5 separate regions of the Homo sapiens genome follow, and regions 1, 2, 3 and 4 are each linked to region 5. Evidence: chromatin loops called from intact Hi-C (ENCODE). Cell type or tissue: heart right ventricle. All regions are shown on one strand. Each heading gives the region's core, and the rest is flanking DNA. Links, peaks and the distances in the headings are about the cores only. Region 1 overlaps LOC100131635 (hCG1645011-like). Region 2 has its middle 9.1 kb from the start of SST. Region 3 has its middle 22 kb from the start of RTP1. Region 4 has its middle 53 kb from the start of SST. Region 5 has its middle 28 kb from the start of MASP1.

The links. Peaks named below come from ENCODE experiments on the same cell type or tissue, not always from the same donor. Only the 100,000 strongest peaks of a DNase experiment are listed, where the experiment ranks them.
Region 1: a loop joins it to region 5, with 8 times the contacts of the local background. A loop is called at or near these places in 65 of 110 quality-filtered maps.
Region 2: a loop joins it to region 5, with 6 times the contacts of the local background. A loop is called at or near these places in 108 of 110 quality-filtered maps.
Region 3: a loop joins it to region 5, with 4 times the contacts of the local background. A loop is called at or near these places in 73 of 110 quality-filtered maps.
Region 4: a loop joins it to region 5, with 4 times the contacts of the local background. A loop is called at or near these places in 26 of 110 quality-filtered maps.

What each region holds. Positions count from the first base shown.
Region 1 is chr3:187,711,931-187,718,007 of GRCh38, forward strand. LOC100131635 (hCG1645011-like) reads left to right here. Exons shown (of 3, transcript NR_034062.1): 2 at 3,692-3,810. It also overlaps a transcript of RTP2 not described here. Among named protein-coding and RNA genes, the nearest start is that of RTP2, 12 kb to the left of the region's middle. In heart right ventricle, for the core only: CTCF peaks have their summits at 2,661 (motif pointing left) and 2,868; a DNase peak (open chromatin) is centred at 2,671.
Region 2 is chr3:187,676,496-187,682,572 of GRCh38, forward strand. No RefSeq gene overlaps it. Among named protein-coding and RNA genes, the nearest start is that of SST, 9.1 kb to the left of the region's middle. In heart right ventricle, for the core only: CTCF peaks have their summits at 2,586 (motif pointing left) and 3,323 (motif pointing left); DNase peaks (open chromatin) are centred at 2,564 and 3,316; H3K27me3 peaks cover 390 bases.
Region 3 is chr3:187,217,107-187,222,857 of GRCh38, forward strand. It overlaps a transcript of MASP1 not described here. Among named protein-coding and RNA genes, the nearest start is that of RTP1, 22 kb to the left of the region's middle. In heart right ventricle, for the core only: a CTCF peak has its summit at 3,254 (motif pointing right); a DNase peak (open chromatin) is centred at 3,245.
Region 4 is chr3:187,613,902-187,619,978 of GRCh38, forward strand. No RefSeq gene overlaps it. Among named protein-coding and RNA genes, the nearest start is that of SST, 53 kb to the right of the region's middle. In heart right ventricle, for the core only: CTCF peaks have their summits at 2,603 and 2,803; no DNase peak of the experiment used is centred there.
Region 5 is chr3:187,316,381-187,322,457 of GRCh38, forward strand. No RefSeq gene overlaps it. Among named protein-coding and RNA genes, the nearest start is that of MASP1, 28 kb to the left of the region's middle. In heart right ventricle, for the core only: CTCF peaks have their summits at 2,614 (motif pointing right) and 3,511; DNase peaks (open chromatin) are centred at 2,641, 2,967 and 3,531; H3K4me3 peaks cover 1,054 bases; H3K27ac peaks cover 652 bases.

The DNA.
Region 1 (6,077 bases), core at 1,115-5,114, 400 kb after region 5:
GACAAAATTATAGAGGTGGAGAACAGATCAGCGGTTGCCAGAGGTTAGAGATGAAGGGAGGGAAACAGGATGACGATAAAAGGGTAGCACAAATGGTCTTCGAGATGATGGAACTGCTGTATATCTTGGTTGTGGTGGTGGCCATGTGAATCTACACATACAACAAAATTGCATAGAAACACACACACACACATACGCACATACACATACACACGAGTGCATGTAAAACGATGTAAGTCTGAATAAGGTCTGTGGATTATACCCACTGAGTCAACTTCCTGGCTTGGATATTGTGCTATCGTTAGGTAAGACCTTACCATTGAGGGAAACTTGCAGAAGGGTACACAGGACCTCTCTGCACTATTTTTTGTAACTTTTTGTGAGTCCATAATTATTTAAAAATTTAAAAAACTTTTAAATGCTCCTAGTATATGGTGAATGTCTAATAAATGTTATTTATTATGTTTTGTCATAGCTGTTTTTCAAGTTTTTATGTATATTTAACATATTTTAACTTTGAAATTAAATTCAGAACAATAGATACTATTTTTAAAAAGACAAAGTGTGTCTCAGCAAAGTTCCATATTGTTACATGTAGAGGAACTTTGAGCCCCTTGTGAGCTGAAAAATGGCTTAGAATTTCTGATAACTAGTGTCTTTTTGTTAGCCCCTTTTGAATTGTGAAAATATCAGGAGGCATGAATAAGAAAACTCTAAGTCCTGAGTCCATGCATGTTCGTCTCCTGGATGCAGGAAAACTTGGGAACAATAGATGAGAAAGGGCTGGACCCGAGGAATTAGAACTCTGCGGTCTCAACGAATGGTTTATATTCCCAGAACACCCCTAGTGAGAGCAATCTCCTACCTCCATCACTCAGTTACTTTGACCAGAAAAGTCCTTGTCACTGTTTCCAAAAGGGGTCCTGAAGATTATCCTATACAGTCTTTGCATTTGCAATCAGAAGCTGGGGCTGAGGGACGGTAAGTTTCCTGACCAAGGCCAGTAGCTGGTCAACAGCAGAGCCTGGTCTTCAATCAAGGCGAAAGCTGTTTGCTCTGGGTCTCACTGTGGCAGGGCCCAGGACAGCAGGGATTTGATGCTGTCTCCCACCCAAAACCACCCAGAGTCATTGAGTGTAATCAGGAGACCAGTGCTTAAGGGGCACCTCCTCAGGCCCTCAGCACTGAAGGGGAGCAGGGAGGAGATTGAGATGTACCCAGCCCACAGCCTAGGCACCAGCCGTCCAGGGACACGGGCCTACACTGTGATGCAGGTGGTGGGCGCCATGGCATGTCCCAGTGGCTTCCTCTCTGTCTACTCCCAGAATTTACAATTTTGACCCTAAGAGAATACCAACCCTAAAAGCCTAAATTTTCTCCTTACACTGTTGTGAGTTGAAAAAGCTGTGCTCAAGGGTACACAAATGTTACCAGTGGAAGGTGTCCAGGTTCTTGGCATTTTGAACAAAGAATTGGACAAAATGCACAAACAAAGCTATGAAAGAATAAAGCAAAGAGAGCATAGATTTATTGAAACGAAAGTATACTCCACAGACTGGCAGTGGGCTTGAGCAAGCACCCCAAGAACGCTGGTTACAGAATCTTCTGGGCTTTAGATACCCTCTAGAGGCTTCCCATTGATTACTTGGTTCACACCCTATGTAAATGAAGTAGTGGCTCACAACCAATCTGATTGGACATGGAAGGTGACCAATCAGAGGCTAACATGAAGTTACAAAGTTACACCCTATGCAAGTGAAGACTAGGCCTACAATCAGTCTGATTGGTTGCAGGAGGGGACCAATCAGAGGTACTTTCATTTTTAATTTGCAAGGCAGAAAAGCAGGAGGGGTGGGGGGAGCAAGTTGCAAAGGGAGTAGCCTCGGATCCTTTTGTTACTTGGGTGTGGAGAGATGGGGTTTTCCTTTTTATTCAGTTCTAGGAAACCAGTGCAAATTGGCCTTAGGTTCTCTGTCTCCAGACCCTATTCTCCTGCCTCACAAAGATAGGTGTACCTTTTTGTTAATTCAACCACTGACACACAAAGTTACTGCCTGTGCTAGCTGAGTGTCTGACAGCAAGTCAGAAGGCAAATGGTCTGTTCTCGGCCCTCACCCGCTAGCCAGGTGTTCTTAGGCTCTCCTCTCCGAACCTCAGTTTTGTCACTTGCCAAATGGGATATCTTGCTTCCTTAACTGGCGAGATTGTGGTGAGGATTAAGTGAACCCTTGGAGATGAAAGGCTTTTGTGATTTGTAAAGTTTGTTATACTAGACACTAGATTAGTGTCATATCATAAACCCCTGCCTCTCTCCACAGTTCTACTAGGAATTGGCCTCTTTTGCCCAAGAATTGAGATATAACCCCTTACCTTTTCGAGAAGAGCTGGAAATTCCTGATCCCCAAAGGAATGATTCAGAGTGGAACTTTACACACATTCAAGTAGATCTCCGAAAGAAAGATTTGGGGGCCAGAGCCCCTCAGTCAGTTCTGTTAAATGGCTCTGCTGAGATGACGAAGAGGATTTAGAAAGAGAATAGGTACAAAGCCATAGGAGACCAACTCAAAAAATAGCACTGGCCCCATTTATACCTTCCTGCTTCCCTGGAGCCAGAAAAAGTGGCACCTACAGCCTTCACTGCTTGGTCTACCCTGCCACCTTGTGGCTATTTGCTAGAATGCACCAGTAGAACAGCCTCAGAGAAAGCAGGGACCAGTAGGAACCCTTAATCATGCACTCACTCCTTTGCTCCGTCACTCAACAAACCTGTACAGACGCTCACAGTTGTTCAGGCTGAAGAAATTCACAGGCTGGAAGAAGAGAGGGACTGAAGGGAGGGTAAATGGAGAAAAGAGACTTGCTAGGCAGGGGTCTTGGTGTTTGCAAAGACACTGAAGCCTCACAGGTTTGGGAAATGGTGAGCTTCTCCATGTGACTGAAGAATAGGGTGCACCAGGTAGAAATGATGGGAGATAGATTATAGCCTCACTATTAGAAAATGATATGTATGAAACTGTAAGCCTCTGTACGTTAGGAAAAAAAAAACACAAACAAACAAAAAACAAAGAAAGACACAACTTGGTCCCTGGAGTGCAGGGCAATTCAGGTTACAGGTTACAGGTTACAGGTTACAACCCTCCGCAAATGGCCCCCAGACTTCCATGGCCCTGCTGTCCTGAGACTCCTAGGAGGAAACACTTACTCTGAATCCCTCGCCATGATTAAAATCAGTTTCTAAATGGGGTAGGATCTTGTGTAATCTCAAGTTTGAAAGGGACCTTAGAGTCATTTAATCCAACCCTCCCTGCAAGCCAAGATTGCTGCCAACTCACCACACATCTTAAGCTTAAATCACCTTCAGTGATGAGTTCAGATGCTCACCCAAAGCCCGTTCCATCTTTAGACACAGGAAATCCTTTATTCTATCAAGCTGAGTTCTTCCTCTTTATAATTCCTGTTCATTGATATAAGGTTCCCCCCGCCAGGGTTCTGTCAAAGAAGTAATCAGATACATGAATGTATATGAAGAAGGTAACCATTTAGTGGCAGCACTGAGGTTTCTGGAAATAGGAAATCATGGTAGTATTATTTCCGAGGAACTAATACTGGCATAGGCCTTGGGGGAGCTGTGTCCTAGTCCTTATAGAATTTCTTTGCTTAATGTCACTTGGCTTCCTTTCCTTTATGATAGAGTTGGATTCGATCAGAATTCTCACCACTGGTTCTAAGTCAGAATCATCTGGAGAGCAAGAAGCAGAATGTCTGAAATCTTCCTATGGTACAGAACTGCTGGATGAGACCATCAGTGGGGTAAGCTCAAATACTCCATGATAATTCAAGACATGATTAACTATAATAGTCTCCAGTTCTTGTTGAGGTTTTTGTCAAGCCCATGATGGCCTGGTATGTAAGTTCTTGGTGATTCCTATTTCTTAAAGACCTACCTAGATCTACAGCTTTCTCCCATCTGCATGATCAAAGTGTGTCGTTCACAGAGCACAATTATTTTGTCCTGTCGTGCTCTTTTGGACAGAGACCCACCAGTGACATAAAAGACAAAACTAGCTAGAGAAGAAAAAAGAGACGTATTGCCTGATCTTAGCTGAGTGCCATGACCTTCTTGTTCCCCATTCACCTCATCTGTAAAGAGGGAAGACAAACCCACTTCAGTGAGTTGTCGTGAGGGTAATTGAGACCGTGAGTGTAAAGCCTACTGGCAATGAGAAGGCTCTCCAAATCTCAATTCCCTGAGTCTTTGACAGCGAGAAGAAAGTGAAAACGAGAAGCTAGGGTGGTGCCTTTTCTGAGAGCATTTTTCTTCATCTTTCTTCCCATGAACAGCCTCTGTTGAATTGTATCATGTCCCCACAAAATTCATACGTTGAAGTCCTAACTTCTAGTACCTTAGAATGTGACCTTATTTGGAAATAGGGTCGTTGCAGATATAATTAGTTAAGTTGAGATCATTAGAGTGGGCCTTAATCTAACACAAGTGATGACCTCATAAAAAGGGAAGAACTTTGGATACAGAGACACAAACACAGAAACACCATGTGAAGATGAAAAGATTGAGGTGATGCTTCTACCAGCCAAAGAGTGCCAGATTGCCAGGAAATGACCAGAAGGTAGGAGAGAAGGCTGGAACAGATTCTTCCTTACAGCCCTCAAAAGAAACCAACAGTGCCAACACCTTGATCTCGGACTTCCAGCCTTCAGAACCATGAGGCAATAACATTCTATGGTTTAAGCCATTTCAGCTGGTGGTACTTTGTTTCAGCAGCCTTGGCAAACTAATTACACCGCTAGAGGTGACTCCTACTGGTGACATCAAAGGACAGCTCTGTCCAGATGGAAGGAGGCACTGAAGTTCCACAGAACAAATGGGAGACACACGAGAACCCTGAGAGAGCCTCTCCATGGGCCACCAGCTCAACATGGCTGTCCACCTTGTACTGCCGTGAATGGACAATTTGCCATTCTGAACATGCCCCTTCTCAAGATATGCAGAATCCATAGGAACATCAGTTTTTTAGTATACTTTAAGTTCTGGGATACATATGCAGAATGAGCAGCTTTGTTATATGGGTATACATGTGCCATGGTGGTTTGCTGCACCCACCAACCTATCATCTACATTAGGTATTTCTCCTAATGCTATCCCTCCCCTAGCCCCCAGCTCCCGACAGGCCCCAGTGTGTGATGTTTCCCTCCCTGTGCCTATATGTTTTCATTGAGGAACATAATTTATTAGCCATAGTTTTATATATTTTGGTGTTTCCTTGTAATTTTCCTTCCATATATGTCCATGTTTTGTTTTGTGATTTTGACTACGAACCTTTGAGGGCTGGAACCACGTTACAAACCTCACTGGGAGTCAGGTGATGTTTGATAAGAATTCTTGGTGTGACCTTAAGCATGTCACCTTTCTTTTCAGGCCTGGTTTCCTTGCCTATGGAAGAATTATTATCACTAAGCTCTCTCCAGTTACAATATTCTGTGATCCCAACTCCATATGTATTTACATAACCAACCTGCCTTCTTGGGGTCCTAAAGGGAAAGAAAGACCCAGGAAACTCATCTTTTAGATATGTTGAGCAGCTGTCATCTGGGGTTAAATGAGTCAGCCTCATTTAATAAGGGGCTAGACCCCAAACGTTTGGGAGCAATGTAGTACCCAGGGGCTGTAAACCCCACTAGGTCTCCTTCCTAGACTCCAAAGTCCTCCTGCCTGGGCATCTGTCTTTCTAGAAGGCCACTTTTTTGTGTTAATCTTTTTTCTTTTTTTCTCCCATGAGTCATAGGGAATGAGAGAAGGCCACTTTCTTAGTGAGTGCTGAAGCTTTCTCTTCTTTGGAGGCAGGCCCTGGATGCTATATTTCATGTAATGGGCAGCCTTCCCATGGTAGGGCTGGGCTTCTGTGTACTGTTTTGAAGCTTCCTATCTCTGCTCTGGGATGGGAGGAACATTCACTTTCCAACTGGGTACAGTATTTTGGGTAAATAACATTTTGTTTCTTACCTTGGAGGGATTACAGCATGCCTTGGCCTCCACTATAGAGAAGCTTGGGCCTAGTCAA
Region 2 (6,077 bases), core at 1,068-5,067, 360 kb after region 5:
CAGAGGCTGCAGTGAGTTGAGATCATGCCACTGCACTCCAGCCCAGGCAACAGAGCAAAAACTCCATCTCAAAAAATAAAAAATAAAAATAAAAGTCTCGATGCTCACTGAGGGAAGAACCCTTGTCTCAGCTATCTTTACTTCCTCCTCAGTGATTATGAAAATGTTAAGCACAGAGTATTTGTTGAAAAATGATGGTTGAGTTGAAGACAAATTTATCTGTCTTTATTTGTGGGTCTCTGTGGATTCTGTGAGTAGGACAAGCCTAATGAAAGGCAGCTAACTGAGGTCTGTATTACTTGACACACACAAACACCCATAACCCCCAACCCTAGGTAGCTGATACTTTCAGGAACACATATCTACTGATCCCTTAGTCATCTCTGAGCTTCAGAAAGAATAAAAGCTCAGTGTAAATGTTTCTATATATTAAGAACTAACTGAATTTGTCATGTGAGTATGCTAACATAGTCACTGAAAGTGTAAGAGTTTTCATATTGATTGGAAGGCCAAGGGAGGAAAGATCTATTTACCACTGAAATAGGCACATGTTCCTGGTGCCATAGAAGTGAACAACAGTGCTAACTCACTTCTGTGTACTATTTCACAACTGCTTAAGTGTGTTAATAACATAATGACCCCAATCAAGCAAGGAAATGGAGGCCTAAGTTACAAAGCTAGTGTGCAGCTGGGCTGATGTCTGAGCCCTCATTTTCGCTCCAGCGTTTCCTTTCTCAGAGGAAAGGTAAGGTATGTAAGGAAGTTTTGTTCCTAATTCTCTCAGCTTCCCTTTCTCTTTGTGGGTCCTTTGGACTCTCCAGAAGCTTCTCACTTGTTGCTCTGATTTCTGCTCAGGGCTTCCCAATTAAATAAAATCGAACAGTGTTCCACCCCACTATGCCACCCAGAGAATATCTCCCACTTTACTTGACCTATTTTCCTTCCTAAAACCAGGCATTAAAACTGAGGTTTTCCAATGAGCCTTCCCAGGGCAGTCAACAGGGGTGGTGCTATCTTGGTCAGTGCAGGGTCTGGGAAATGAGGCCAGAAATCAATGGCCCCTTCCCCTGGAACAGTGGAAAATACATGGCAAAGTTTCCTTTTAAGATGATCCAGAAACCTCTATTTTGAAAAAGTATGATAGAAGCCACATAAACACAAAAATCACCCATGGAATGAAAGTATCTCTGCAACAGTTCCAATTTTCTCACACTCAAATTTATGAGTATTACTCTAGACAGGTGGTTCCTAACCTTGGCTTCACCCCAGGATTGCCTGAGAAACATTTATAAACCACAGATGCTTGGATCCCAACTGAAGTGATTCTGATTCACAGGTCTGGGCTGGGCTCAGATATCTGTATCTTTTAAAAGCTTAATTCTAGTCTGAAACTGGATTTTTACCGTCCTAGAAAACTATTAGGTCATAAACCACTGTCCACTGTCATTCCTCTCTTATCTCACTCAGCTCTGTTCCTTCTTCCCTCTCCCTGTCATCTTTCTCTTATATTTGTCTCTATTTTCTTCCTTTTTTTTTGCTTTCCTCTTGTCCCTGTCAATCCTCTGTCTCATTTTTCTTTTTTTTTTTTTTCTGGCTCCTATTTGTCTCTTCTTACTCAACCACTACTCCCCTTTTCCTTCTTGAGAACAGCAAGGGCGATGAGGTTGGCTTTGCCTTGTTGAGGTTAAAGCACCTGCTTCATTGACTTTCCTGTTATTACCCCTAGAGTTGAGGGCAGGGGCAGGACTGAAGCCAGAAATGGATCCACCTACTGACCAGAAACTAAAAAATGATCTAGTCCCACCCCTCAGTTTACATATGGAAAAACCAAAGCCAAGAGAAGGAAAAGGGCCCTCTCGAGGCCACATAACTAGTTTCAGAGTCAGAACCTCTGTTTTTTGTTTGTTTGTTTTTGTTTTTGTTTTGTTTTTGTTTTTGTTTTTGAGATGGAGTCTTGCTCTGTCACCCAGGCTGGAGTGCAGTGGTGTAATCTTGGCTCACTGCAACCTCTGCCTCCAGGGTTCAAGCGATTCTCCTGCCTCAGCCTCCCAAGTAGCTGGGACTACAGGGGAGCGCCATCACGCCCAGCTAATTTTTGTATTTTTAGTAGAGACGGGATTTCACCACATTCACCAGGATGGTCTCAATCTCTTGACCTTGTGATCCACACGCCTCGGTCTCCCAAATTGCTGTGAGCCACAGCGCCCAGCCGAACCTCTGATTTTTAATTCTATCTTCTCTCCTTGACACAAGTACACTGTGAGGTTCCTTGAATCTCTCTGACCAAGTGGTTGAAATACTCTTGCAAGATTGGCAATTCTTGTCCTGTTCTCTATGTATCCGGCAGTCAGCCAAATCCCATTCCCTGATAAGGGTATTAATCTACAGAGAAAGCTCTGGGGGTTCGTGTGCAGAGATTTGGAGATCCCCAGGTTGGACCTTCATGCTTTGTGTCTTTATCCTTCTGGCTGTGCATTTCCTAATCTTACAAAACAACCAGACCTGTCCTTTATCGCATGCTTCTGGGATGCTTCCGCCCACCAGAGAGAATGCTGTTGTTAAGCTGAGTTCTCCTGCCCTCTGCTGGCTTGACTGATAGAAGGCGCCATCTAAAATTTTAGGGCAGGATTTCATTCATTCTTTTATTTACTCCACCAACTTTCTAAGAGTGTTCACTATTAAAAAGGGTGCTCACTATGCACTATGTTATTGGTGCTGCAGTTGCAGAGAAGCATGCAAAATAAACTCTTCCTTCAAACATTCAATTATTAAACACTTTGTGCCAGTGTCTGGGCTGGGCATTCAGAGACTTGGCTTCAAAAAGAAGTCAAGATTTGGTAGCTTTTATAGATTTTTGTTCTGAGTCATAAAATCAAAGAATCAGCACTAACAGGGACTACAGATACCTTCTAATCCAGTGTATTCATTATAGCTCCTCTAATTAGGTCTAGAGTTCTCTGCACACAGTCCTTGGAGACTGTCAACATGGGGAGGACACCTGTCACAGGGATATTATTTCATTGATTAGGATTCTGCATAAAATCTCACAGAAACAAAGGGTTTCGAGGGGAAACAATGTTCGAAAACTGCAGATTTAATACAAACCCTCCTTTTGCATGTAATCCGAAAGCTTCCCAGCCTCACAAACCTGTACTTACAATCGATGTCACATTTTTAACTGATCTCACTGTTTACTGGCCTAATCCCTTTTTTTTTTTTCACCCATATCTCACTTTCTTTGCAAGGTCACCTTCTGGCCATGAGGCGGGGAGAGCTCCAAAGGAGGTTTTGCATGAGTTGAGCGCTCCCTCTTGTGGCTGTCCAGGATATTGCTTCTGTGCCTGGCCAGAGCTCCCTTGGTCCCAGGTCAATCCCAATGTTATGCCCAGAACTGAGGACGATTCCCTGATCCACAGCCCTCTTCATGCTGCTGTAAAGTGCCAGGGTGGAGTCTCATACACCGGTGGCTTTCAAACTTTTTGATGGGAACTTATGTGGGAAAGACATTTTACATCATGACCCAGTGCACTCATGCATGCCCACACATACATTTCTCAAAACAATATTTACCTTTATTTCTTACAATAAACTATGCTATTCCAATTATTTTCTATTTTGTTTATTTTTCTGTTTAATGCAGGTTGTAACTTGGTCATTAAGTGTGTGATCCACTCCTGAGTCACCAACATGAGTTTGGAATGCACTGCCTTGAGCCATGACCCACCTGCATGCACTCGGCTGGCACTTGGACCTTCTAGGCTGCCATTCTCTCCATGGCTACTCATTCCTAAAGAGTCACATGACAACAGTCCTTGCTGCCCTGGGATGCTGGAACTCCCCTCTTCTCTTATTTCTCTCCTCTGCCTTCCATCTTTTTAGAGGGTCTCACCGCAGAGCTGCTTAGGTCCCTGGTTGTTAAGACAGTGGTGTTTACCAAGAGCAGTGGGCTGAATGGTGGCCCACAAAAGACATGTCCACATTTTAACTCCAGGAACCTGTGAATGCAACTTTATTTAGGAAGAAAACAAAAGGATCTGTGCAGATATAAGTAAGTTGAGGATCTTCAGATAAGAGCATCCTGGATTATCCAGGTAGATCCTAAATCCAAAGATAAGGATACTTACAAGAGACAGAAGAGAAGACACAGACACAGAGACGAAGGCCACGTGAAGTCAGACACAGAGTGAAGGGACACAACCACAAGCCAAGGAATGCCTGGAGCCACCAGGAGCAAGAAGACACAAGGAATAATTCTACCCTATAGGGTAAGATTGGAAAGAGTGTGGCCTTGCTGACACCTCGATTTCAGATTTCTGTCCCCCAGAACTGCAAGAGAATACATTTGCCTTGTTTTAAGCTACTCGTTTGTGGCAATTTATTACAGCAGCCACAGGAAACACATATAGCCACACCTATCATTTCCCCAAGCTCCAAGGGGATCAGACAGAGCTGGATTTGAGTCTGTTCCACACCATACCCGGGACCACTGCTCCTTTCCAAACCCCAAGCTTTTACATAGAGTCGGGCCCATTCTACCAAACACCTTCTTCTTAAATATTAGATTAGACTAAGAAACTCTAGAGTCTGCTCTTGTGATGTTGCTCCTATTGCAAGACCCCACTTCACCACCCTCCCTTCTGGAAGACATGCTTCGGTCAGCTAAACCCCAACTGTGGACACGTTGGAATTTTTTCTCCCAAAGTTTCCTCAGATGTTATGCACATCAGTTTTTAAGGCTGGAAAGCAGGTGTAGCATGTCAGTAGGGATGGTGGGTTAGGTGTGAAGATAAAAGCCCAGAAGAGTGAAATGATTTGCCCAAAGCTGCACAGTAAATATGTGGCAGGTGGATGCTTTCTCTGAATGCTAACAACATAAATATGGAGAGTTTCAGGGGTTTTTCTCCCTTCCCACTGCATTAAAGGTAAGGTAAGATCAAGCCTACCTTTCTCAGGTATATTTTGCCTCAACTCAGCTTTTGACCTGTTTATATCACCAACTGCTTTGCTTGCTTAAGGGAAATCACTGCTCTCTCCTGTTTACCTCAGCTCTGCAGTTCCTTGCCATAAAAACTTTCTGATAAATTGGTGAACCAATGCCATGCCTTAGAGGAAAATAATAATAATAAACTATTGGCATAGCCGCATTTGAAAGCAGGAGTCACAGGGAAACAGATGTCAGCCTTGGGTTCTTAACAAGAGAACTAGTTCAGCAGAAAAACTGTGTTCTTAGAACCAGGGAGAGGCAAGATAAACTCTAGTCAGAAAAGATTCCCACAATGAGCAATGAGCACAGGAGAAAACTTCCCAATCTCCTCTAGTCCTTAGATTCCATGTCTGTCTAGAGCTGTTCCTTCAGACCCTAATCCTCATTTTCTTCTTTAAGAGGCCGGGCCAGGTGCTGTGGCTTACGCCTGTAATCCCAGCACTTTGGGAGGCCGAGGTGGGCGGATCACCTGAAGTCAGGAGCTCAAGACAAGCCTGCCCCACATGGCGAAACCCCATCTCTACTAAACATACAAAAAATTAGCTGGGCGTGGTGGCCCATGCCTATAATCCGAGCTACTCAGGAGGCTGAGGCAGGAGAATTGCTTGAACCCCGGAGGTGGAGCTCGCAGTGAGCCGAGATCGTGCCACTGCACTTCAGCCTGGGTGACAAGAGCAAAACTCCATCTCAAAAAAAAAAAAAAAAAAAAAAGGCTGGACCTTTCTGCACACTTTTTACAACTTCAGAGGAGATTGATGCAAAAAACATACACCATCGTCCCAGAACCTACAACATAGGTTCCCACAACTAAATAATTCTGAAACGAGACAAGCTCCTTGTGGTTTGTTGTTGTTTGCTTGCTTATTACAGCAATTATCTTATTGTCTGTCAATAGCATGTTTGCGAGTCTGGTTCCTTGCAAAAGGCTTTGTTGTAAAAAGACTTTCCTCAACAACAAAAACTGTGCCTTCTGACCAGGAGCTGTGACTCACGCCTATAATCCCAACACTTTGTGTGGCCAAAGTGAGAGGATCATCTGAGCTCAAGAGTTTGAGACCAGCCTGGCAAACACAGTGAGTCTCCGTCTCCATAC
Region 3 (5,751 bases), core at 1,752-5,751, 99 kb before region 5:
AACAGAACTGACCCAAAAACCTAAGACATGCTTTTGTATCTACAACAATCTTCCCATCATAGTCTCTCTCCCTTCATGGTACAGTGATCCTACACGAATACAACAAAATGTTGGTAAATGAAAGCAACTCACTATAATCATCAGTGCATAAAAGACATACAAACAAACAGGGAGCTTTGACTCAATGCAGATGTTTATTAGAACTAATGTTTGTTTTTTCATACGAGCAACAGCTTCTGTTGTTAATAAAATCCGGGCATGATTATTATTGCTAACAGCAGCACTCATGGTATGAAATTATAGCTTCAGTTATACAAACTGTATTCTAGAGAGGTGGGTTTTGGTTGCACAAAGAGGAGACCTTTTAAAGAGGCAGCACATTTAAAACATTTTCTTACTTATTTTTTTAAATTAATATTCACAATCAGTGATTCAAAAAGCAGCAATTTTAAAGTTGAATGAGCTGCAATTGGGGGTAGTGAGTTTCTCATCAGTAGAAATGCTCAAGAATGAGGTCGCGAAGTTAGACAAGGTTGTTGTCCTCACAGATACTCCAGCCCTCTGCTTCTATGGCTCTGTGAGAGATCTGGGTTTCTTGGACCTTAGCAGCAGTGCAGGAGCTGGCACAGCTAATAAGTGCTTGTAGGTCACGGGGAAGCCTGGGTTCCATGGCCTATTTAGACATTTTCTCAGGATAAGGATGAAATTGCAATTGGAGAAATAAACAGAATAAGCTGGGTCCAGCCAGAAGTCAGTATTTGTGCACAAACCTTGAGGCCATTTCAAGTCCTGTTTAGAATTCTAACTTTAAGGAGAAAAGCTCTTTTTGGTGTTGGTTCTGATCCCAGAAAAAGAGTCCACTGGACATGTGTTTTTGTGGGAGGAGCTGGTATAATAAAGGACATCTTGAGTGGACATTTACTATTGTTCTCCCTCCATGTGGAAGGCCTCCTCCGTCTTACCTGTGGACAAGGCTCTGGTCCAGTCACCTCTTCTGGGAAGCCTTCTTGATTGATATCTCCTCCCCCAAAACCTTCATACCAGAATGGTCTTTCTTTTACCTCCATGACTTTCCAAAGCAGCACTTGGCAGGGTTTGTTCTATTACATGGTAGTCAATTACATATGTTTCATGTCTCCCAATAGGAGCTCCTAGAAGGTATAAATGATACTCTCTTCATCTAGGTAGTTCCCACAGGAGCCACCACAGCCTGGGATGTTGGGGTGTGCCCAGGCAGTGCTTGAAATGGGAAGATATGGTGTCTTGGGATGCCTTGGGATGATTCCAAAACAGCATTACAGTTCTTCTTTGGCATTGAAAATGGAGTTTCTGCTAGCTTGACAAGTGTCTGATGGAGCTGGGTCCCATTGCCACCTTCCCCTTACAGAATAAACAGCAGGGCACAAAGAGGTAGAATGACTTGTTTATAGAACCAGAGGCAGGCTGTGAATTGCTGTCCCTGAGTATTCAGCCTGGGGCTTAATATATATATATATATGTTCTCATTCTCCATTATCTTCCTCTTTTTTTTCAAGAGACCTGGAATTACTCCAACAGCTGCATACAGGTCAAGAGTTAAAGTCCCCCAGGGAAGATCAATTTCTATAAAACAGAAGACAGGAACTTGGAGCTTCTGATCCCTTGGAGGGCTTATATCTTGGAGCTCTGGAGGGCATAAAGTCTCTAGAAGCTTCCTGAGAGAGGATGGGAGAGGCATTTTGCTTGGAAAACACTTATGGCCTTGCAAGATGAGGGAGTTCAGGGTGAGGCTCAGGGGTGAGGAGTCGGGGAACGGCTGCTTGGGGTCAGCTGTGGACATAGGAAGGAAGAGTATAGGGGCCTGGGGTACAAACTACCAGGGCCCACCTCATGCAGCCCAGTTTCCCAAGAAGGGAAGGAGGCCAGGGCCCAGAGCAGATGCTCTGCTTAGGAATAAGGAAGGATCCTTTGGCTCACACTTTGCCTGTCCCATGTCCTTGGGAACCCACCCGTAGTGGAAAGGGGTGGGTATTTCAGGAGCAGCAGCAGCAGCATTTTGTCTGCATCAAAGTTCCTTTGAACCGATTGTAATTTTTGCCTTTTGGTTACATTGGCTTTACCTCATCTTATCAGGGGGAAAATGGCTTCATTGTATCTTAGATCGTCAGAGCTTTGAGGACCCTTTGAGATGAGGGAGGAGGACTTGCATAGGGTCATACAGGGGGCTAAGGGCAGAGCTAGTTCTAGAACCAGGTGTCTGCCTTCCCAAACCACAATCCCCAGGCTCCCTCCTGTCCCTGCTTCTCTCAGGCCCTCCCGCAATCTGTCATCTAGTGCATGTTCCTAGTTACATTTGCTAGGGGACATACCACAGGACTCAGAACCTTGTCTGTTTTACTTTTTTAGGGATGAGGGTGAAGATTGATGTTGGGCAAGTTGCACGGTGGCAAAAAAGCATACAGCATTTAAGGGCAGATGGAGATGGTCAAGGTTGAGGGGAGAGGTGTGTCACTGATCAATGCTAAGACCCAGGCAGGGGTTTGTAAGAGAGCTTCGTCTGCCTGGTAGACACATCGACCTTCTGCTAAGGTGCATTTATTGAAAACAGTGTATGCTATGCACTCTGTTAAGTGCTATGCATCTATTAGTTAATCTTTTCCTCATCAGACTTTTACGAGGTAGGTAAGGTATAGCATTTCCATCTTATGAAGAAACTGAAGTTCGAAGAGATGAAGTCACCTGCCCAGCACTGCAAACTAGTAAGTGATAGAGCCTGGATTCGGCCTGTGTTCTGACCACTCTCTTGCTCCATCTCTTTAAAGAGAGTGAAAAGGGGGTGAAGATACCTGCTCTATTGCCCAGTAATGGATAGGCCGAAGGAGGGGGGATGGGAGGAAGGAAAGGAGAAATGGCTGCTTTCATCGGAGGATCGTCCTCTGCTACTGACTGCCCACAGCTGGTGGTGCTGGGGCTGAGGAGCCAAATTCAGTTCCTCACTCCGGTGACCCTCTGGATCCAGTCCTTGTTGTGGTGGATGTAAGAGTATACTCCGTAGCGGTCCTTCTTCCCACAGTCATCACCCCAGGACACAGTGCCCACCAGGTACCACTGGCCTCTTTCTCTATTCAGGGTCACCATGGGGCCTCCAGAGTCACCCGCACAGGCGTCCTTTCCCCCTAGGTGAAAAAGAGACATAGATGAAGATAAAATGCCCCTTCCCAGCCCAAGTCTCCTTCTCCCATGTATGGGTTGTAGTTCAGAGAATTGGGCACTAGAGGGCATAGCAGACCGTTGGACCCAAACCTCAGCTCTGGGCAGTTCTAGGTCAGGCCGCATCAGAGCTCAAATGATTCTAAAAAGCCCTGATTCAGACCTCTTTCTTTCTTTTCTTTTCTTTTTCTTTTTTCTTTCTTTTTTTTTTTTTTTTTGAGATGGAGTCTCGCTCTGTCACACCCAGGCTAGAGTGCAGTGGCACGATCTCGGCTCACAGCAACCTCTACCTCCTGGGTTCAAGTGATTCTCCCTCCTCAGCCTCCCGAGTAGCTGGGACTACAGGCACCTGCCACCATGCCCGGCTAATTTTTGTATTTTTAGTAAAGATGGGATTTCGCCATGTTAGCAAGACTGGTCTCGAACTCCCGACCTCAGGTGATCCACCCGCCTCGGCCTCCCAAAGTGCTGGGATTACAGGCATGAACCACCGTGCCCGGCCAAGGCCTCTTTCTTAAGGGAAACACTGAACTTGGGAAGGGAATGATGAGCATCCTGTAAATATCTTTTCTCCGATGCATCTTCTCCTGTGGAATCCCTCCTCCCACGGCCTTCCTCCAGTCCCCCGCGCCCCCACACTGCCAGCCCACCAGGTTGGGAGGCCTCTGTGCTCCCTTGCTGGCTCTGCACCACTCCCTGGCTGGCAGCGCCCCTGTTGTATGCCAGCCTCTTAACCCACCTTCCTTCTCCCCAGCACAGATCATGTCCCTGGTCACTTTCTTCTTCAGCGGGGCATAAGCCTTCTGGCAGGTGCTGTGGTCAACAATCGGGATTTCAATCTAGAACACAAAGCTGTTATTGGTCCTCATCCCCGGCTGAGAAGCCTCTGCTATTCTGACACCCCTGAAGACGGCTCCTCTCCACTCCATACCTGGACGGACCTGTGTCTACCTTAGACTTGATCTAAGAGACTGCCCCATGCTACAGGTGAAGGAACAGTTGAATGGAGAATCAGGAGGCCCGTGTTCTAGGGCAGTCTTGGCTGTGAAGACCTTGGCTGTGTGAACTTGGGCAAGTCACATGCCCTCTCTGGGCCTCAGATCTCTCTTCAGTAAGATAGAGGTAATAATACTTGCCTAGGAGATGTATTAGTCAATAGGACAATGTATACAAAAATGAAGTTTGGTTTTCTTTTGTCTCACCCCTACTGTAGGACCTAGAACATGTGGCTTACTCATTGTTTTTCAGACTCTGAGACCCTTTTTCCTCATCTGAAAAATGGAGGTTGCAGTATTTGATATACTAATCATTGTACAAAGAGGAGAGGCAGGAACAAGTGCTTTGTAAACTACACACACTGTATAAATATTAGCTACTGTGGAGTTATCACTGCTGGCTTTGCAGCAAGCACTTTGTTATGTTGTCCTCCCTCTCTACAGTATGAGCATCTGTCTCGATGCTGGATCTGTATTTTATGCATTTCTATCTTACATTGCTTGGAGCTTAGTAGATACCCAGAAAATATATATATTTTTTGCAATGCAGCAAAATCGATACATAAAAATAAGGCATTGTGACTATTATTGCCCTTGATCCAGTGTGGGGGTAACTGTTGGAGTAGATGTCTGGAATAAAAAGAGGAAACATATGATTCTCTTTCAGTCAAATCAAGAACTGAATGGGCCATATTCTCTAAATGGACAACTCCTGTTGCCCTTGCTGGGAGGAAACCAGAGGCCATTCAGATCCCTCTTGGGTCATGGCCTTCCCTGGATAAGGGGAGAGGAAGCCAGGGCAGGGTGGTCCTGAGGACAGATCCTCAGCAACTGCTGAGCACCTGATTCATCGTTCAGGTATCATTTCAGCATCACTTCCTTTGGGAATGCCTCCTGAACCCCTGAGACAAGATCAGATTCTCTTTCATATGTTCTGGAGCATCCTGCATTTCTCTCTCTCCACCTTTATCACATCCATAACTACTTTCTGTCCATTCCACTTGACCATGAGCCCAAGGGGGCCAGGGACCAGATCTATCCTTTTACCCCAGCACAGCTAGTAGCTAGTACAGTGTCTGGTACCAAGGAAACACCAAATAGACCCCCGGGAGTTAGTGAATGAAGGGATGAATGGTTGTTGCAAATCCCAAATTTTAAAATATGTCAAAATAATATATGTGGAAGAATTTAGAAACTAGCTGTGTCAGTCATAGGCCCCGGTGATATCAGAGCCAAGCAACTCTTTGATGGCAGCTCGTGTTGCCCCATAACTCTGCAGTTGGAAATAGTATCTTATGGTCTAGAGAGGCAAAATAACTTGCTTCAGATGACCCAGCAAGTTAGTGGGAGCCAAGACTTGAAACTATGGCTCCTTACTTTTAGTTAAGTGTTTTTTTTTTTTTTCCTTGAACTGATAGGAATATGAACTTCTAAGTGTAACTGCCAAGTTCATTACTGCAAGGACTGTGGTTCTCAAGAGCCTGGCTCATTCTGGCCAATTTGGTGTACAGTTCTCATGGTGCACAGCTGGATTGTCACCATGGGGGTGTCTAAACTTGCTGTTTTC
Region 4 (6,077 bases), core at 771-4,770, 300 kb after region 5:
AAAAAAAAAGAAAGGGAAAACAAGTAAAAAGTTAAACCATTAAACAAAGGCAAACACTGTGTCCTGGGGATCTAAACACAGACACTATTTACTGGATTTATTCTATCATAATGGAACCCTTTTACCATCCTCACATCCAGTCATAAACCTTGTCGAAGTGTAATTGGATATCCCGTGGCATTGGATCCCTCTTGGACACCTCTCGGAAAAACAAACAAACAAACAGACAAAAAACAAAAACCTCCCACTTTCCTCCATCCTCTCTTGAGACATTTAGCTCTTTCTTCCTTGTTAAATGTTGTTAGTCTACATGTCTTGGCTTTCTGACCTCAGATATTACTCCATTATGCAGAATTAACTTAGCTCTCTTGGGAGTCAAGGCAGCCCCTTCCACATGACTCTTCTGTAGCATTTACCTTATTTTCTCTTGGTTATTTTCTTATTCTCAGTCCTCAACTCCTTCCTCTCATTGTCAATTCTGAGTTCCACAGGACAGAGGTATTTTCTCATCCTTGTATGCTCAATGTCTAATACAGCGTTAATAACTGCTAACTGAATACTCTGAGATCAGAGATTGAGGTTTAGTCATCTCAAAATGTACTTGACACATAGGAATTTCCTTATTACTTGTTAATCCAAAAGAAATTCTGAACTAGTGGCTATTTCTAAGGAAGTAACGCTCCATAGTTTTTCAAATTTACATTACAAACTTAGTAGTGGGTATCAAGGAATATGATGTGTGAGTGGGAAGGGGTGGTTCTTGGAAATGCTTGTATTCCTGATAGTGATGTTTTGTGAAAGCCTGTTAGTTTTTGCAAAATGACTGGTCCTCAAAGTTTGTAAGTCTTAGACTGGAAAGTGGTCTTAAAGCCATGCATCTAGTTCAACTCATACTTGATACATGAGTATCCAGCCTATGCGTGAACACTGCTAGGGTTAAGGAAAACACTAGTTCTGTAAGCAACACACTGAATCTTTAGGCAGCTACGTTAGAAAGTGCTCGCTATATTACTTAGCCATTAGAGACGATGATTAAGAGGACTATATGGCCCCAGTGAGCATGTTTTCTATAATGGCACATAAAACAAAGAAAAAGCAAGGTACAAAAGCCATCATAAATGTTATGAATATAGCTATGAAAAATATGCATGAGGGAAAGGGTTAAAAGAAAATATATCAAAATTATAATTCATTCACTAATTCCTTTACCAAATAGCACTAAGGCCCTATTATGGGCAAGGCACTGTTCAAGACACTATGGATATGTCATGGACAAGGTGGACAAGCCTTAATAGCTGGGTTATGATGATGGAATTGGGGTGAATTTTGTTTATTATCTCCATATTCCCCATTTTCTGGCCTGGGTTTATATTGATAATTAAGAAATCCTTCCTTATACTGAAAGGATATGAAAAAGAATCTTTTATTTCTTGAGTCCTGGAGATTTCAGAAAATATATTATACCAATAACTCTTCTCATGAAGAAAATGTTGACTTTCTATTAAGAAAGAAATGATCAATTGTGCCAAGGTGAGTGTGACATGTCTCCAAGGAATTTATCGGCAAGATAATGCTTTCCACTGATCTCAAAGAACAGAAGAGCTGTAAAATTCTCAAGTCAGAAAGGACTTTCCAATTTATTTACTCAGATTACCAAAATCAAGAGCAGAGCTAGAGCTAGAAAGCATAGGATAATGTTATAATAAAACCTCAGGGTTGGAGGAAACCTTAGAGTTGAACCCTCTAGCCAGCATCCCTAAGTGTTCATCTGACATCATTTTGAAGTCCTCTAAAGACAAACCATTGCATGCATTTGATTAAATTATTGCAAAAGAGAAGTTTGGCTCACTGCAAGTTTCGTGAATAGCCCATAGTGGGCAGTTCTACACTTCAAATAGCTCTTTCTTCAGTGTGTGGTTGCGTTCTAAAGGAAGTGGGCTGGGATGTGTGTGAGCATCTACCCCCTTCAAGTATGTGAAAAGGTCCACATGCATTACTAGAGATTTATGTCCTCCTTGCAGTGTGGCTGTGAGTGATAAGCAGCATCTCCTACATAAAATGTCTATAAGAAGACAATTGTCGATTAAGCTGGGATCACTTTACCTGGGATGACAGCACAGAGTTTGTGAAGAAATCCAATGATAAAAATTGAAGCTGCCTCAGTTGAAACTCTCTGGAAATCAATAAATCTATTACACCAATTTTTAATTCACCAGTAGTAGAGTTTATCTAAATATCATTATTGGCCCATGCTGACAACTTCAAAATGGAGTTTGCCTTTTGCTTAGTGAATAAAACCTTCCAAGGTAGCTAGCTGCTTTCAAAAGCTTTACAACCTTTTTTCTCACAGCAACTACTCTGATGGAGAGAAAATGGATTGTCTAGAAAGAGGCATCTTTTTCTCTGGTCCAATGATGTTAGTAACATTATCTTCACAAAGGATTACTCTCTGATAATCAGAGTCTGTCTCAGAGTCTGGCTCCAAACTTCACAAAATTTCTGCCATACCAGGCTCATGGTTCTTCTCTCTACTGCACTACAAGACATGGGGGTGGCCAAATAAGGGCACAGGGCTTCCTAGCAAATACATCTGCCACAGGCAGGGGGCAGCAAAACTCAAGGTCTCATTTGTTAAGATTTGCCTAAAACGTGCTTTTCTTGATGTGGGGTGGGTTTTCTGGTTTGTTTTTATTCTGTGGCAGTTTCTTGCCTCAACTGCCTTATTAAAAATGATTAATATAATAATCCACTTATATTTGTGTAGAAGCTTTTAAATAGAAAAGCTCTCAGCCTGCTTGGAAATTAAATAACTATTTCCTATTGACGGCATTTCCTTTGAAATGAAAGTTCCTGAAATGGATGTTCCTGGGAGGCTTCTAACTCGTAAGAGTTGAGGAGAGTATTAATTGCCATTTTGCTATTTATAATAACAGTGTCCTTACAGCTGAACACATCATCCATCCGAGTAATGAGGAACCACCATAAATGGGGCCTACTCTTTGTGAGAAAGGTCTAGAAAGAATCAAGATGCAAATCTATTTCACAGAAGCCAGAATGGATGATCTTTCTGCTCAGATGCTCTGGGAAATTGATGAGTATTGTGAAAATGGCAGAACACTTGACACGGGAAATAAATCTGTTATTAAACCAACTTGTTCTGTTGTTTGTTCTTTTATCAAGTTTTTAGTGTCTTGCTTGCTTTCCTAGAGTCAAGCATAAAAGAATCTCTTTCTGACTCGGCAAGCAATGAGCACTATGTAAGAGAGAAAGTGCACTGGTTTAATTCTCAACTATGACTCAGGCCAAACAGGACATGTAATTCTCTGTTCCTCCATTTCCCCATCTGTGAAACAGGATTTTCATTCTTGGCATGGCCACCACATTGTGAGGATCAAATAAACTAATAGATACGAGAAAGTGATGTAAACTATAAGGTAGTCCTCTATAACTAGAATCGTATCCTTATTGCATCACGTTGATCATAATTTATCTGCATACATGTCTGTCTCCCTAATGGACTGTGAGGTCCAGATTCATCCGTTTCCATGACAAATTAACAGGGTGTTTCTGTTATTCTCTTTAAAAGGCTTGAGTCTACATGACAACCAAATGGTTTACAAAGGAGAAAAAAATCAGTACTCGCTTTCACGTCACCGAGAACAAACATCTAAAGATTGTGTTGCATGATATCACATTTTTAACAGCAGGCGGATATTTGTCATAAAGTCACTAACTAACTTCAACAGGATGTGTTAGCCTTCACCATGGATCTACCTGGAATTAATAAGGACACTTGTACCACAAATGCACATACACACAATCTGTCCCAGGGCATAGTGTAAAAAAAGCAGCACAGAAAGAGGCATGTGTGTGTGTGTGTGCATGTGTGAGTTGAAGATTAAACACACCAAGAGAAAAATGAGGCAGCCTGTTCAACACCGTAAGAATAAGGAGAAGGTTTTTGTTGTTGTGTATGTCATCATTGTTGTTGTTACAGTAAATAGATTAGAAAAACATTCAATAACAAAATAAGGGGAAACCCAGGGTAGGGTTAGCATCCGCAAAGAATTTCCTAATGTCCTATTTAATCTAACAGGGTGCCAAGGCCTTGCGCATTAGTTCCACAACTTTCTGATATATCAAGTTTTCTCTAGGAGACAAACACAAACTGGCTTCCAGAAACAGCAAGTATATCCCAGTATTGAGACCTGAAAGTCGTCATAAAGAGCATACTGTTGTGATCGATATCTACACACTTCCAATAAATAAAATGCTTTGTCTGTACTATGCCAATGTCAGTAAAAGTAATTCAATGAGCAGCCAAAACCATGCCTTAACTCAAAAGCTCTGTAGTCTTGGTGCCCAGATAACTCTCCAAAGCATTTACTAGTGGGACCTCGGACAGATGATGTAGTCTTTTTTGGTTCGTTTTCAAATCTGAGAAAGAGAAGTATTTATCCTGATAGGGCTTCTAAGGGAAAATAATCAAAGACAAACTACCTGGCACATAGTTAGGTTCTCAATAAGTGTAGTCTGCCTTCCCACTGTGCAAATAAATGCCCAAGAAATCTGAAGAGAACCCATGTTCTAGTTGTAAATGACAGGCAACATTAGAGGGTAACTTCCTTTGACCCAAACCCTGAGTGTGTGGTAAGCAAGTCTTTTATATATCAAGGCCTTAATGCAAAATTAGATTTACGGCACACATCCTTCTAGCCATAACAGCTCTTTAATGAGTCCATTACGTTAATAAGTAGCTTGGTAGCCCAGCTCTTTGCTGTATTGTCTTTTCATCTGCTCAGCAAGACCACAGGCATTAACTACATAAACATATTCTGCATTTTGAAAAGAAAAAATAAAAAACCCTGCCACCCCTGGATACTTATCCCTTCAAGGAAGTCTCAGACTTTAGCAACAACAAAGCGTTGGTGTGTGGGACCCCACAGAGTTCATGAATTTCAGATGCTTGTAAGAAATTATCTGTTTTGCTGGACTCTTGCTGGGATCAATCAGCCCCTCAGTGGTTGGTACCAATTAAGAGCTAGTGTGATGCAAGAAGAATATTTTAAACACCATTTGACACCAAGTACTCCTCTGTCCTCTTCCTGCCTCCCTCCCTTCCTCCCCTCTAACTCTTCCACCAACCACCTTTTCAGTCCCTTTCCTTTTTAACTGTGACTCCCTGACTCCGCTCAAAGTCGTGAAGTGTAATGAAAGTAATGGCACATGTGTCTTTTCTGCAGAGGGATACTATTTATCGAGTGATTTCCCATCATCTCACAGCATCTCCCAACAGTCTGGTGTAGACAACAAGCAGAACTATCACTACCTCAACCTACTCTCTCCCTCTGTCTTTCCCAATGTATTCCCCATTTGTTCCCCACACAGCTGCCAAAGTAATCTGCTGAAGTTCAAACTGAATCATGTCATTCCTCTGCTTAAAGTAAATCCTTGGCTTCTCCTCATTGCCCAGAGGATAAAGGCCTGCTAGGGTTCACCCCTACCCTCCTCCTCAGCCTTGTCTCTCGCCACTCCTTTCCCATTCATTCTTGCAATTCTCTGAACACATTAAATGACATTTTGTCTTCCTATTTTTCTCTGTCCCTGAACTACCCACATCACCCAGGTCATCCAAGTATTAATAGCTAACTCATATATATCCTTAAAGATTCAGCTCAACCAACTCCAGAAAGCCTTACCCAATTCTCTAAGATGACTTAGGTGCCCTAGGGCTATATTCTGCAGCACTAGTGTTTGCTTCTGGCATAACACTTATCAGACTGCAATATCATAGCCAGTTAACCCATCTTTCCAGACTCCCCACCTCCAACTAGACTGTGAGTTCTTCGAGAGCAAGTGTAGGCTTTGTATACCTCCACAATCCTAGTGTCTGGTACGGTATCTCATATATGGTAAACCATGAATTCTCAACTTGGCTGCTTGTCATGGTTACCTGAGTTAGTTTGTTCATGATGCAAATCCTCTAGATCTAACTCTGGAGTTATTAAATCAGTATGTCTGTTGGAGGTGGAACCTGAGTTTGCGTGTTTTGTTGAAGTTCTAATGATGATGTACAG
Region 5 (6,077 bases), core at 1,183-5,182:
CTTGGAGACGGAGGTTGAAGTGAGCTGAGATAGCACCACTGCACTCCAGGTTGGGTGACAAAGCGAGACTCTATTTAAAAAAAAAAAATTCCCAGGTTGTCAGGGAGGTTTATGAGCCTCATTTGTAGCCACATCCTTTGGTATAGTCAGTTTTGAGATAGATCACAGAGAACTGGTTTCCAATTATAGCTTAAATAGCAAGGTTTGCAAATAAAGGACATTAAAATATTATAAAGAACAGTATAGATTAAGTTGCCTCAACAATCACACCACCCACTATTCCTTGCCTTTGCATCTTTAGAAAGAATTGGTATAATAGTTGTTAGGCTAGAATTCTGCAAACCCCTGAGAACCCACATTGATAACCTCAAATTCTTGGCTTTTCAAAGCCTCCTAAGCCTTTTTAGTCAAATGGAGATACCATCAATTAATTTTTTATGTTATCATTTGCCATTACATCAAGTCACCCTCCTGTATTTGCACAAGCTAATTTAAAAATCAACTGCAGAATTTCCACTTACACTACAGAAGCCAGTTTGTAGCTCTTCACTCTAGATTGTAAATATCTTTTTGAATCTTCAGTTGTTTAATGAACTCATCAATTCTCCCAGATTAATAGTATCTCAAATTTTACCAAATGAGCTTTTGTATTCAGGACATTTATTTTCATTGCCTTTGCCTTTAATCAACCTGCAAATCTATTTTCCCTCACACTCTCCCCTTGCTTCTAGCCACCTGCCTCAAGAGGGAAGGGGCCTTCCTCCTTGGTCCTCAGGAACCTCCCCTCTCCAGCGATGCCTGCTCTGTCTTGTATCCACTGCTTGTGACTCTCAGCCTGCTCGTCTTCCACAGCTTAGACTGATATTCAAATCTTTCCCATCTGTAAAACAAAATCTTTCTGTGGCACAAAATTTCCCTTCCCATTCAGCCTTCATCCTCTTTCTCGTTTTCTTTCCCAGTCAAGCTTCTGGAGAGAGGAATATTTCCTGAGTTCTCTTTATTTCTCTTCTCCAATTAGCTCCTCTTCTCTATTGTCTGATTCTGCCCTCGTTTTTCCAATAAAACTGCTGCCAGGTGGAGCCATTAGGGACCCTCCGAGTGGCCACATCCAATCCACAGAGTAGGTATGAACCCGTTTTTTGTTCACACCTACTTTAACTTTCCTGCTGAGTATGTTTTTGTGAAGGATTGTCTCCCTCTTAAGACAATCTTCCTTTAGTTTTTCACACATTGTCTGTTCTCCTTTCTCCTTCCTACACCCCGGACTGCCCCCCTTCAGCTGAAATCTCAAGGCACTCTTTCCCTTTCATCCCTTGCAAATTGCCTCTGTCTTTGACTGCCTCCTCCTCTCATTCTCCTCCAGTGACTCTTCAAGTGTGGCTCTGGAATCATTTGTGTCAGAAACACCCAAGGAGCTTTCTGCTTACTAAAGGTGTGACTGGAGTTCTAGTCCAGACCGACTGTATGGAGTCTCTGGAGGTGGGTAGGAACAGGCATTATAAGCTGTCTCTCCTGGAGATTCTGACACTTTCCCTGGACCACACTTCCCCGCCCCCACTCCACACCCACCCTGACAGGGTCTTGCTCTGTCACCCAGGCAAGAGTGCAGTGGTATGATCACGATTCAGTGCAGCTTTCATGTTCTGAGCTCAAGAGATCCTCCCAACTCAGCCTCCCAAGTACCTGAGACTACAGGTGTGCACCACCACACTTGGCTAATTTCTAAATATTTTGTAGAGATGAGGCTTTGCTATTTAGCCCAGGCTGTGGGTCATACTTTTTCTGTGTGTGTGTGTGTGTGTGTGTGTGTGTGTGTGTGTGGGACAGGATCTCACTCTGTTGTTCAGGTTGGAGTGCAGTGCCGGGATCTCAGCTCACTGCAACTTCTGCCTCCCGGGTTCAAAAGATTCTCGTATCTCAGCCTGCTGGGTAGGTGGGATTACAGACATGCACCATTTTTGTATTTTTAGTAGAGACAGGGTTTCATAATGTTGCCGAGGCTGGTCTCAAACTCATGGCCTCAAGTGATCCACCGTCCTTGGCTTCCCAAAGTGTTGGGATTACAGGCACGAGCCACAGTGTCCGGCCTGTGGGCCTACTTTTTAATGCTTCCCAGTTCATCCTCCCCACTGCTGCCTTGACCCCATCCCATTGCTCTCCTCCTTAAAATCCTTCATGGGGCTCTCCTCCTTACAAACAGACGCTAAGCTCCATATCCTGGCATAAAGGACCTTTGGTGATTTGGCCCCTGTGCAGCTCTTGGGTCGCCCCCAACTCTCAAATCTGCTCTGTGCCCCGGAGATATCCTTAACACACCTGCTTGCTCCCACCCTGAGCCTGGCAGTTCCTGCTCTCCACCATGTTTCACTTGCACCCACCTTCAAATCTCAGAGTGGGAAACAGCTCCCGAACAAGAGGAAAGGCCTAAGCCCCAGTGTTGGCTCTGCCATTGATAAGTCACATGACATATTGATTATACAATCCTTGAGCCCCAACTCATATGTAAGCAAAGAGAGGACTTTAAACTGATTTCAGTTTTGGAATACTTAAAAAAAATCAGAAATACAAACTTCGTACAAATGTGTTGTGAAAGGTGCAGTAACAAGTCGTAGCCACCAGAGAGCACTAGAGGATCTCATTCAGCACAAGCGCGGGGCTTTGTCTCCATGACTTAGACTTCATTCTGGGGGTGGTCTACTCGAATTTGGGGCTGATGGGTGCCATCAGCTCCATGCCTAACCTTTATGTAAGAATATTATGAGACAGAGGAGCAGAATCTGTCACTTAAAAACTTCACTTTGGGGGAGGCAATGAAACTAGTCGTTAGTTGTCTTTAAATGCACAAATTTCAAAAGCAGCCCTTTCCGTGCTGGCTGGTGCATTTTGAAGGCTGTCCCAGTACTCCCACCCTACAGCTCATTTTTGGACCTCATATGCCGGACACATGGAGGGAGTTGTTTTGTTCGGGTTCTAGTGGAACCATCTGTACATTCCTCACTCTCTGTGGGGAGCAGGAATTGATCACAGGAAATGACCTCAGCTGCCTTGGGAAAGACGGACTTCCCATCCCTGCGGCTTTGAGCAAATCTGCTTAGTTGAGGGGCTGAGGAGGTAATTCTAGACCCTCCTGTGGCTGGGTTTGAATCTGAGACGCCTCTGAGGATCTGATGAAAGTCATGGACAATCCCCTCCAGAATACTCATAATATGCAGATTATTTCAGCAGCTTCGCAGACCTTTTATCTAGGAACCCAGGCTATGGACTATTTAGGGTTCCTCTCAGCTTTAAGAACCCAATGTCTTATAGTTGTACTTCATAACGAGCTATGCACATTAGCAGCTTTCTAATTTGTAGTAAGACTAAACTCTTGGTTATTTCCTCTGGAGAAGTGGGGGTGATGCATCCCACTGTTTAGGAATACCTCAATAGTGGATCATCCATCAGATCTGGGCTTTCCTATGAGCACTTCAGCCCCTTAGAGAGGGTGCATTCTGAAACTCTCCTGCAGGGGAGGCTAAAGAGCCACACATATCCCCAATGAGTCCCTGCTCGCTGGGGATGTGTCCTGGCCACGCAGGGAGGAAGTGAAGCTTCTTGCCATGTCGGTGTCCACATCTCAGTCCTGAGCTTTCTTTGTAAATCTTTCTGTGTTCTGGGAAGCTCCAGGGACTCTGCCTGCTTTTCTCTGCGCTGTACAGCTCCTCCATATGCTCCTACCTTTGGAGTTCTTTGCATCCTGAAGCTTGTGACCTAGAAGCTTCATAAGACAAAATAGCTAGCAATGACCTTGGGATTAAGATGCTCAGTCTTGTCTTGACTCTGCCGTTTATTAACTGTGGGACTCTCGGCCTCAATTATAAAATAGGAATAATAACTCCTATTTCTTATCTTATTGGGTTCTTTTATTTTTATTTAACAAATATGCACGGAGCGCCTGTTACGTGCCACTCCCCGTCCTTAGCACAGTTGATAGCAATGAATGGGACAGACATGATTCTCTGTCTTGATGAAGCCGACAGTCCAGGGTAGTTTGAGAATCAAATCAGCAAGTATCTGAACACCTTCTGTTAACTACGGAGTGCTCTACTCACACACTCTTCCTACTGCTTTTGCTTGATAACAACAACCTTGATCTAGAGAGCAGTGAATCATTTGAAAATTCGTAACACAGCTCCCTTCTGAGCATATAGCAGTGCCCTTGTGACATGGTGGGTGCAAACTCTCCTGGGGGTCACAGGGTAGAGCCCCTGACTCTCTCCCAGCCTTGACTGAACTCATAGGGTCTCCTGGGCTCTAGCAACAGCCATGTTTTCACCTCGTATGCGTTTTTTCCCCACAGTGCCCTGAGCCTTCCAGGAAAATTGATTCACCCAAACAAGCAGGTCAAGATTTCCATTTGATCTTATTGCTTCATGTGGTCCTAAATTCCCATAGCCATAGTTGCATATAGAAAGTAAATTAATATTAGTAATGGGGAGCTGGGAGGCCCTCAACTCCCATTTCTCATCTTATCCCCTTTTCCTCTCCAGGTCCACTGGCTGGGTCAGGCTCTGTGTCTGGGCAAGGAGCCATCAGTGGATGGGCTACAGATGAGCAGCAGTGGCCCAGTGGTTCTAACTGCTCAGAGGACTTCAGGCAAGAAAATGGGGCTCTTTCTTATCCCAAGGGCTCAGAAATATAAAATGTTGTCTCTAGCCTCTTCCCAATACTCCTCTCAGTTACAGAAATACCTGCTCCTCTTACCAGGTGGCTTTAAATGGACATCGAGGCATTCAGGCAAGACTTGCACGTTGAGGGGCTATGTTCACTCGGGAGAGGCTCTGTGTGTGTGAAGGTCACTAATATCTGCATTTTTATTGAAGAACATGTCAGACTTGAGCTATTTCTGTTCCATGAAAATTATTCAGAAAACTAATTTTTCTGGACAGAGTGAAAAAGGCAGGGACGGGAGGAATTAATGATTAGGGATTTTGAATTCCTCTCTCTTGCTTCTGAGAAAATTGAAAAATACATGTCAGTTCTGCATTAAAGAAGACATGCGGCTCACGCCTGTAATCCTAGCACTCTGGGAGGCTGAGGCGGTGGATCACCTGAGGTCAGGAGTTCGAGACCAGCCTGGGCAACATGGTGAAACCCTGTCTCTATTAAAAAAAAAAAAATTAGCTGGGTGTGGTGGTGCACACCTGTGATCCCAGCTACTCAGGAGGCTGAGGCAGGAGAATCGCTTGAACCCAGGAGGCGGAGGTTGCGGTTAGCTGAGATCGTGCCACTGCACTCCAGCCTGGGCAACAGAGCAAGATTCTGTCAAAAAAATAAAATAAAATAAACTAAAATAAAAAAGACGTGAAATATTCATGTACAAAAAAAATGTAAGGCAACCGCACGCACACATTCTCTGAACATCAGCAGTGTCCTAGGGGTGGGGTGAGGTGCTCTGAGGGCTCCCTCTAACCCAGCTGAGAGCAACTCTGCCCTTCCAGATGCTCAGCTCCAAAGCTGTGCTGGTGTTTCTGACCTCTCTTTTTCTCTCATGCCACACATCACACATCCGGCCAGCCAGGAAGTCCTACTGACTCCCTTTTTCAAGACATATCTAGTACCCACCCACCTGTCACATCTTCTACTGTCACTGCTGTGATCTGAGCTGTGATCACTTCTCTCCAGGATGATTGCAGTAGCCTCCTAGCTGGTTTCCCTACTTCTACCCTACACTCTGTTTTAAAAGCCACAGCCAGAGTCATCCTGTAAAGCAGAAGTCACATGGGTTTATTAAGTCAGTCCCCTTGTAAGCCCTTCTATTAAAAACAATTTTTAAATGATTTGTATTTTCTACTGATCACTGGAATATCCTGACAGACTGTGCAGAGCCTGCTTATTCTTTGTTTAGTAGCATTAACCATTACCAGCTCTTTGGCTAGAGTTTACTTCTTTTATTTATTCTTAAAGACAGAAAATTTCTGGAAATGAGATAACAGCAGAAATAGGTTGAGGTTTCTTCGAAGTTGTTAATTTTTACTTCCTGCTAGCTAAATTGGGCCTGTGGTTCTCCTGAGAAACCCAGAGCGGTGATTTTAGCA